Linked DNA regions of Homo sapiens: region 1 is linked to region 2. The links are chromatin contacts, found by Hi-C or POLR2A ChIA-PET in ENCODE. All regions are on one chromosome and are shown on one strand. Each heading gives the region's core, a stretch centred on a gene start or an enhancer-like site at or near the end of the contact. The rest is flanking DNA. Distances are from core to core; before and after follow the strand shown.

The links. Hi-C counts contacts between places; a loop is a spot of excess contacts on that map. ChIA-PET counts read pairs that join two places held with the same protein, here RNA polymerase II (POLR2A). Pooled maps may share reads with other maps.
Region 1: a map of heart right ventricle shows a loop between it and region 2 (2.2-fold over the local background). The contact joins two enhancer-like sites. A Hi-C loop is called at or near these places in 25 of 168 maps with a recorded cell type or tissue (Caco-2, HepG2, Right ventricle myocardium inferior and 15 more) and 26 of 50 pooled maps. POLR2A ChIA-PET finds 5 or more read pairs at or near these places in 3 of 52 experiments (A673, Panc1 and SK-N-SH).

What each region holds. Positions count from the first base shown.
Region 1 is chr10:125,056,004-125,060,191 of GRCh38, forward strand. All of the region lies in intron 2 of CTBP2 (C-terminal binding protein 2), which reads right to left. Among named protein-coding and RNA genes, the nearest start is that of MIR4296, 25 kb to the left of the region's middle. RefSeq lists enhancers at 1,771-2,519, 2,520-3,267. Within about 2 kb of position 1,413, at least 25 of the 41 ENCODE cell types and tissues checked have a DNase peak (open chromatin) inside an H3K27ac peak, as active enhancers do; they include ascending aorta, dorsolateral prefrontal cortex, gastrocnemius medialis and 4 more, where a contact is called at or near this core.
Region 2 is chr10:125,015,453-125,019,563 of GRCh38, forward strand. All of the region lies in intron 3 of CTBP2 (C-terminal binding protein 2), which reads right to left. Among named protein-coding and RNA genes, the nearest start is that of MIR4296, 15 kb to the right of the region's middle. Within about 2 kb of position 1,286, at least 17 of the 41 ENCODE cell types and tissues checked have a DNase peak (open chromatin) inside an H3K27ac peak, as active enhancers do; they include ascending aorta, dorsolateral prefrontal cortex, gastrocnemius medialis and 4 more, where a contact is called at or near this core.

The DNA.
Region 1 (4,188 bases), core at 163-2,662, 41 kb after region 2:
AAAATACAAAAACTAGCCAGGTGTGGTGGCACGTGCCTGTAGTCCCAGCTACTCAGGAGGCTAAGGCAGGAGAATTGCTTCAGCCTGACAGGCAGAGGTTACAGTGTGCCGAGATCACGCCACTGCACTCCAGCCTGGGCAATACAGCGAGATTGTGTCTCAAAAATAAAAATAATAATAATAATAATAATAGTAATAATAATAATAATAACTAATAAACAAAAGCAGCTACCACTTCTAGAATGCTCCATGTGCGATGAGAACTATTCTAAGCGGCTGTGAGTAGTAACTGACACAATGCATAAGCAGCCAGCAATTCCATTCTGCTGGGCTGGTTTGCACAGTGAAGGCGTGCACGCCATGGAGGAGGACACGCCCAGCACAGATGTCTGTCAGCTCTGGATGAGGCTTCAGGTGAGTCCCCGAAACCTCAGGTGCAGGCAGGATACACACACTCCCCCTCCACCCCAGATGCCTTCAGAAGAGTGTGCCATTGGCTCTAAGGAGCCCAGGAGGCCCAGAGCCTGTAAGATAACATCACAACACAGCGGCCCAGGAGTCAGGGTCATCTGCTGAAAACTCACTCCCTCTAGTCACCCGCCAGCCCCACAGCTGCTCTTTGTGCCTCAGCTTCATGGAAAGGTTAAATGACCAACGCCATCCTCCTGCCTCTAGAACGGCCACAGAGTCAGGTCAGATGACAGTCTGCACTCTTAGTCGAGGGATGTTGGCTACAGAAACTTCCGTGGCCTTAGGACCTCCAACTCCATCGCTCCCAACCCCATCACGGGCAGCAATGCGGACAGGTCACACAAGTGCCATGGGGACCCACCTCCCAGTCCGTGTCTGTGGCCCCAGTGCTTGATGAGCTGTGTGATCAGAGCATGTATCCACAGGCAGAGCTCTGGAAGGTTCTCTCCGAGGGACCTGTTGAGCCCCTCATTGCTTTCTCCATCACACCTTCCCGAGGAAGACACAAGGGTCCCTCTGTCCCCGGGGTACACAGGGCAGCCCCCAGCCGGGGAAGCATGCCTCTCTGCCCTCTGGGTTGGGCTCCGTTCCCCATGCCAGGTCCTGGGGGCAGGAGGGAGACAGCAAGGCCAGAAGGCAGTGCAATCTTATTCCCAGAGAGGCACCCAGGAAGGGTTAAACGGATTGTTAGAGACAAAACCGATGAAAACGACTTCAACACAATCTGATGAGGTCAGCGAGTAGAGAGGCCCTAATGACACTTGTAAGAAAAAACATCTGTTGGTGTCAAAAGGTCAGCAGGAAGTGAGTGGGATTTACGTGGCTGGGATTGGCCAGACCAGCACTCCTCGAAAGAGAGACACACACATGGCTTAACTTAGCCTGAGAGGAACAACAAAAACCCCTTTCAATTGTCCTGTGACCAGCCCCCGCCTCCCTCTAAACAACAGGCCAAACCCCGAGCTATGAAATCCGTCTGGGCCCCTGACTGGCAATTAGCTCTTTGTCCATTCACTGATCGGCCACTGAGGCCCAGACTCCCCCCGACTGAGTCTTTTGGGGATGACGTTTTTGCTGTGAGTGCGTATCCCTTTTCCAGGCCACAGAATCTCCAGCTTGACTTTTTCCTTGGAACACAAAGAGGGTCACTTGAATAGCAAATGTTTCAATAAATCCATCATCACAAAAACCAAAACAAGAAGTTTCTCTGGAAAAACAGGAAGTCCTGGTACACAGCGTGGCTTAAAATAGGGCCTGTTTCATTTGTTGACAAAACTCCAGCCTCTGGAAGCCTCTTGGAGGAGCTTTGTCTGAGATCCAGCTTACCTTTTAAACACTCCTTCAGTAAAAAGCATCCCAGTGCTTCGGGCAACAGACTGGCCTGGACTTCGTTACACTCTGACGCAGGTCACAGGTCTGGGTCCTGGCCGTCCCACTTCCTGTCCACAGGCCCCCAAGAGGGTCTCACGGGAAGCCAGGCTCAGGGCCGTGGCAGGAATGAGGCCTGGTGCTTTCATGCCATCAACGAGCTGGGTGGCGGGAGGTGCTTTTTCAGCCTTCTCCTCTAAAGCATTTCTAACTTGGAGGCCTCTCGGAGTTAGTATTCTGCTTGTTCTTTATGAACTGTTACAGAGTTTTACAGGAGCCCTGACGGGGAGAAACTCTTGGACTGTCACCTGAACTTGACCACTGTGCAGTAGGCAAAGTGGAGGTCCCAGTTGCACCCAGCCAGCCTGGAATATGCAGCTGCGCCCTCCCCAAAGTCACCCACTATAAAGAATACAGGCACCAGAAAACTCCAGAAAGATGTTAAAAGTTCTTCACGTGATACGATTGCACACACAGTGCTGCGTCCTCACAAGATGCCTCCTGGGCACCGTCCCATAAAGGTGCTCTCACCTGATCTAACCATCCATTCCTCTCCCCCTGAGTTTTGCCTTTTCCAAGCTAACCGCCAAGGATCTGGAGGACGGTGTTCACACAGCGAGGCATGGGCGTGTGTCGCAACTATTCCCCTGTTGAAATGTGAAGCCACGGCCGGGCGCGGTGGCTTACACCTGTAATCCCAGCACTTTGGGAGGCTGAGGCGGGCAGATCACCTGAGGTCAGGAGTTTGAGACCAGCCTGGCCAACATGGCAAAACCCCAACTCTACTAAAAATACAAAGATTAGTCAGGTGTGGTGGCGCGGTGGGCAGATCACCTGAGGCCGGGAGTTCGAGACTAGCCCGGCCAACATGACGAAACCCGTCTCTACTAAAAATACAAAAATTAGCCAGGTGTGGTGGCACACACCTGTAATCTCCACAACTCAGGACGCTGAGGCAGAAGAATCATTTGAACCCGGGAGGCGGTGGCTGCAGTGAACCAAGATTATGCCACTGCACTCCAGCCTGGGCGACAGGGTGAGACTCTGTCTCAAAATAAAAAGGCACAGAGAGATCAGAGAATCAAGTCTACCAAATTCTTCACACGGAGATTCCACCACCACCAAAAGCACATCCCCACGGTCAGGCAGGTGACGAGGACCTTCAGGAGATTTCCTTACCACTAGGATGGGCAGGGGGAGGCTTCTGCATGGATACCGGAGGCTCACTGCGTGAACCTTCTGGAGACGGCACTGTCACTTTTGTCTCCTTTGCTGGTGCTAAACAAAGTGTGGGCGGTGGGGGTGGGAGGCGTGTTTAAGTAAAAAGGAGACACAAGCAATGCTAGTTGTTTCAGGATCCTGCTGGGTTTTGTTGGCTTATAGAGGAGAAAATCAGCGATATGAAGGTACGTGAGGGGTAAGACATACGCAATTTCACTTCAGAAATGTGAATTGAGGCCGGGCATGGTGTTTCACGCTTGGAATCCCAGCACTTTGGGAGGCTGAGGCGGGCAGGTCACTTGAGGTCAGGAGTTCAACACCAACCTGGCCAACATAGCAAAACCCCGTCTCTACTTAAAATACAAAAAATTAGCCGGGTGTGGTGGTGCACGCCTGTAATCCCAGCTACTCGGGAGGCTGAAGCATTAGAATGGCTTGAACCTGGGAGGTGGAGGTTGCAGTGAGCAGAGATTGCATCACTGCACTCCAGCCAAAAGTGACATGATTTAGATGGAATTTACTCCAGACCCAAGGCTTGTCACCACCAACCCATCCTGATCCACACCTGACCTGGACCCATTAGCCTAATGTCCACGCTAAGATTTTCACACTGTTTTTTGACGTCGACCCCAGAAGCCATGCTCCAAGGCCACTGACACTGCATCAGTGGGCAGCTCAGTGTGCTGCCCCTCTCGCCCCGCCAATTTCCTGCCCGCCCACCCCCACCAGCTCCAGGAGGCGGAATCTGTCAGCTTGTCAGCGTTTGTCTGGATTCACTGGGAGTCAGGAAGGGGCCTGTTTGGGAGCTTGTGTTGGGTCTGGCTTTGCTGATCTTTTGTGGGGAGACACTTAGGATGAAATGGGGTAAAGGACAGAAAAGGCTCACCTGCAGGACCTCGCGGGTTAGCCACGAGTCTGACACACCTGAGCCTGCCCCACTGCCCATCCCTGGAGTCATCCTTCCCGGGGGCCAAAGGCTCTTCCATGTCACTTTAGTTATCATATGGCGGGCAGATTCGAACCGTCTATCCCAGTCACTCTTTTGAAGAGTGAACAATATGGAGAATGTGAACATATGTGGCCACGCAGCTGATGTACACAAGCATTCCCCACAGCCATTTATTTTAA
Region 2 (4,111 bases), core at 36-2,535:
CTGTGCGGTCCCTGGTGTGGCCTGGCCATCCTCCCCTGCCTCGCTGGGGCCACAGCCGGGCTCCCAGGGCTCCCTCCGTCCACTCCCGGTCTTGCAGTTGGGAGGGCGTCCCGGAAGCCCATGCAGCCCAAACCCTAGAGGACTCCCTCTGGCTCGAGGCTGAGGAGGGATGGGCTGGCCTCAGTGCTCCCCGAAGCACTTCCAAGAAGGCGCCTCGCCCGCCCGCTGTGTGGATACCGCTGGTGGAGGTGTTGGGTGAACAGCTCTCAAGTTCTAAAAATGTGCCCCTGACAACAACAGAAGGGGATGTTTGAGAAAAATAAGGGAAAATAGAGAAGAGAAAAGTACGAATTGTTGCCAGAGGAATCTGGCAGAGCGGCCAGCTGCTGCACACTCACTCGCCGGCCGCACAAGAGGCTGGGTGCTGGGCTGGCAGCGTGTCCAGTGTGGACACACACGGGGCTGGGTGAGATTCTGCAGGAATCTAAAAAGGCCACAGGCAACCCAGAGATGGATGGCTCAGTCTGACTTCTCACTGTGTGAAAGTTTGAGAACGCCTACTGTGCGCTGGGTACCCGGATCCCTGCACCTCACAAAAAGGCTCTGGCACCACCCGGGGTGACGGGGAAGGGGATGGTCAGGGTGCAGTGAGACTGGGGTCTGGGACCCTTTGGTGGGTCCCGATCAGGCTGAGGAAGGCCATGAGGCCCCGCCCACCCTTCCCAGTGCCCCAAGGGACTTTTCCTCCAAGGTACAGGAAGTAGCAGCAACCAGGAGGGCAAACGCCCTGGATGTTCCATGAACCTGCAGCGAGCCGAGTGCCACTGCCAAGTTCCAGGGGCCACCACTGAGTCACTGCCCGAGGGGATGGCTGCCCATGAGTGCCGGGACCAGGAGCCCTCTGGATGGCCGCCCTGGCTGCTGGCTTGTCCCTTGGAATCAGATGGACCAATTCCACCAGTGTTCCAGAGAAATGAACAACACGTCCTCCCGCAAAAGGACCCTGAGTAGCCTGTAGCCTGGCAGACCCAGTCTTAATTTTCTCACCTTATTTCCCAGGGTGAATGTCCACAAAAGCAAAATAACACCCTCCTCCTTAGCTATGGCAGCCAAGGCTGAGATGGGAGAGGGAGAAGCCTCATGCTTGCAGCACACTCTCGTTTTTCGAGTGGTCCTAAAACCCAAGAGGAAAGTGATCCGCGAGGACTGCTGTCCGGCAGGCCAAGGGCCAAGAGCGCTGCGCCCAGGCCCAGCTCACAGCCAGGAAGTGAACATTCTCAGCACAACAGCTGGCTGGATGCCGCCTCCACTCTTCTTTCTTCTCTAACTTTTTCTTAAAATCTAGTAACTTCTACAGCATCCCAGGCTCAGAGCCCAGTTTACAGGAAAACACTAGAACCCATCACAAAGGCATATTTATTCCTTCATATAAAAAGCATCTAATAGGCAAATCCCCAGTGGGGAAACGTGTTGGGTTGAGAGGCCAGAGGTCAGCTCTAAGCACTGTGGATGGAAGGGGAATGGACTGGCCTGCGCTGGGCAGTTGGTGCCAACATTCAGTTCCGCAGGCAGAGCTTCCTTCCACCACGAAAAATCCCTTAATGCAATCCCTTAATGAGGCAGGGCCAGAAGAGGAGGTAGGAACCCCGGGGGAAGTCAGCGCCAAAGAACAGCTGACTGTATCCAGCCAAAGTGCAAGAAGAGCTTAACAACTTCAACCAGGATGAGGCCCTGGTGAAATCAGAAGGTGACACGCAGGAGGCTGTCGACGGGTAGCGGAGGAAGGTGCAGGCTGAGGAGCAGGGAGGTAATGCCAGAAAGCAAACTGCAAACCAGCGCTGATGCCGCTTCTTTGGAGAGGCGATAAAGGCAGGAGAAACTCACCTCTGCTTCTGAGCAACGGGTTCATCGGTCCCATCTTACATGCAGTGTGATTCTTCTATGTGATCAGTTTCCCTCTTTCTTTGGTTGCTAGGAAGCTCAGAGCAGAATTCCCACCTATCCTTGTGTACAGGATTGCACGGGATGCTGTGTTCCGGCCCTACCACCCTCCCTCACCTTTTCCTACATTTACTTTTCCATTTATTAAAACTTTACCCTTGTGTGTGTTACAGCTGTTCCCAACAGCCAGCTTAAATCCTCTTATGACCAAAGAACATTTTACATTCCATTTAATCACACAAAAGAATGGCATTTGCTCTTCACTGGGAGAATTAATTCCCTGAACTCTCCCAGGCAGCAGCATGATCCAGGGCAAGGAGTTTGGCCCCGCAGTCGGAGCAGCTCAGATGCAGCATGGTCTTGAGGGCAGCAGCTGGAGCCAGGCAAACACCAGCAGGTGCTCGTGGAGCCAGCTGGGGACCCTGAGCTTGCCATGCACACAGCTCCGGTGTGATGCGGTTCTCAGAGCCGTGGGGGGCAGGTAGGGTGGGCACCATCACCCCAGTGTTACCCATGGGAAGCGAGCCTCAGAGCCCATCATGATGACTGCTGCTCCAGAGCCCGTCATGACTCTTGCTCCAGAGCCCAGCCACTTTGTCCTGTTTCCTCTTGCTGACACAGACCTTGGCTTCCAGCTCGGACTGGTGTCTCCTCCCCAAGTGTATACCATTGTTGATTTTCCCTTGCTGTGCTAATGCACCGTGCCTGAGGATCATCATGGCATGGGCCACCCCCTGCTGTGGGACTCAGGGTAGGGGGTGAACCTCTCTGAGTCTGTCAGAGGAAAAATGTCCAGAGTCTTCCTGGGATTTCAGATGGGGGATCATCCTTGTCAAATGCTCCACAATAGGCCAGGTGCAGTGGCTCACGCCTGTAATCCCAACACTTTGGGAGGCTGAGGCGGGGGGATCACCTGAGGTCAGGAGTTTGAGACCAGCCTGGCCAACATGGAGAAATCCCATCTCTACTAATACAAAAATTAACCAGGTATGGTAGTGGGCACCTGTGGTCTCAGCTTCTTGGGAAGCAGAGGTTGCAGTGAGCCGAGATTGTTCCACTGCACTCCAGCCTGGGTGACAGAGCAAGACTCTGTCTCAAAAAAACAAAAACAAACCAAAAACCAAAAACCAAAAAAAGCACCAGACCAAACCAAACCAACCAACAAACAAACAAACAAACAAACAAACAAACAAACTCCACAATAGTGACAATTACTAATATTTACTGAACTCAGTCAGGGCCCTAGATTCTCTCAAGGCTGGTTTCCCCTACCTCGGCCCTGGCAAAGGGGCAAGAGGCACATTCCATGGGCCACCTGGGGTAGGTGCACCCCACCAGCCCTGCGGAGGCACCGTGTTCATATCTAGCTGGTATTGCAGGACGCGCTCCCCGCCAACGCCACTGGCATCCCACACAACTGCATTGGGGGACCAGGAATCAGGGTTCCTACTCTTGCCCCTTCTGGTGAAGCACACCCAGGGTGCTAACTCAGCCACAGGCTGCCCCATGTCCCATTGACATTTGCAAACCCTCCTGGGATGAATTTCTCCATGGCTCTCAGGAGAACATGTCCCAGGGGGCCGCCCACTCTGTCAGTGGGGACGGGTGTTTCTAGGTTGGATTTTTTGCTCTCCTAACAATTTGGCAAAAGTTGTTTTATTCACATGCTGAAAGCTGCTGTTGGGCTAAATTTAACTACAGTGTACCTTCCTGTTCCTTCAGCAGTTCCTCCCTCCCACTGGAGGGGGCAAGAAAAGTGAACGAAGGCTAGTTTTTTTATCCTTTATGTAAAAAACAACTAGAAAGCCCTTTGTTGAAGCCAGCCTCAGAGTGGGAAACACACACCTGACAACTGCACGTTTAATCACACTCGTTTCTACATCGCTAACGTGGGCTAATTAGTTATGGATTACAAGTACTATTTCTCTTTCATAAACTTACCAAAAAAACCTCTCCCACGTATGAGCAAGGAATCTGTGAAAAAGCTTTAGAATTCTGGCTTCGTATGTTCTTGGGGGTAAATAAATTTGTGCCAAACACCTGAAAAGCTTTCCTGTTAATATATGTTGGCTTTCTCACTTAAAAAAAAAAACCACGTCTTTCTTCCTTAGAATGTTAGTTTCCAAATGCAAGAAGTCTGGCGTGAAGCTCTAATTTTGCTCTACCCAGC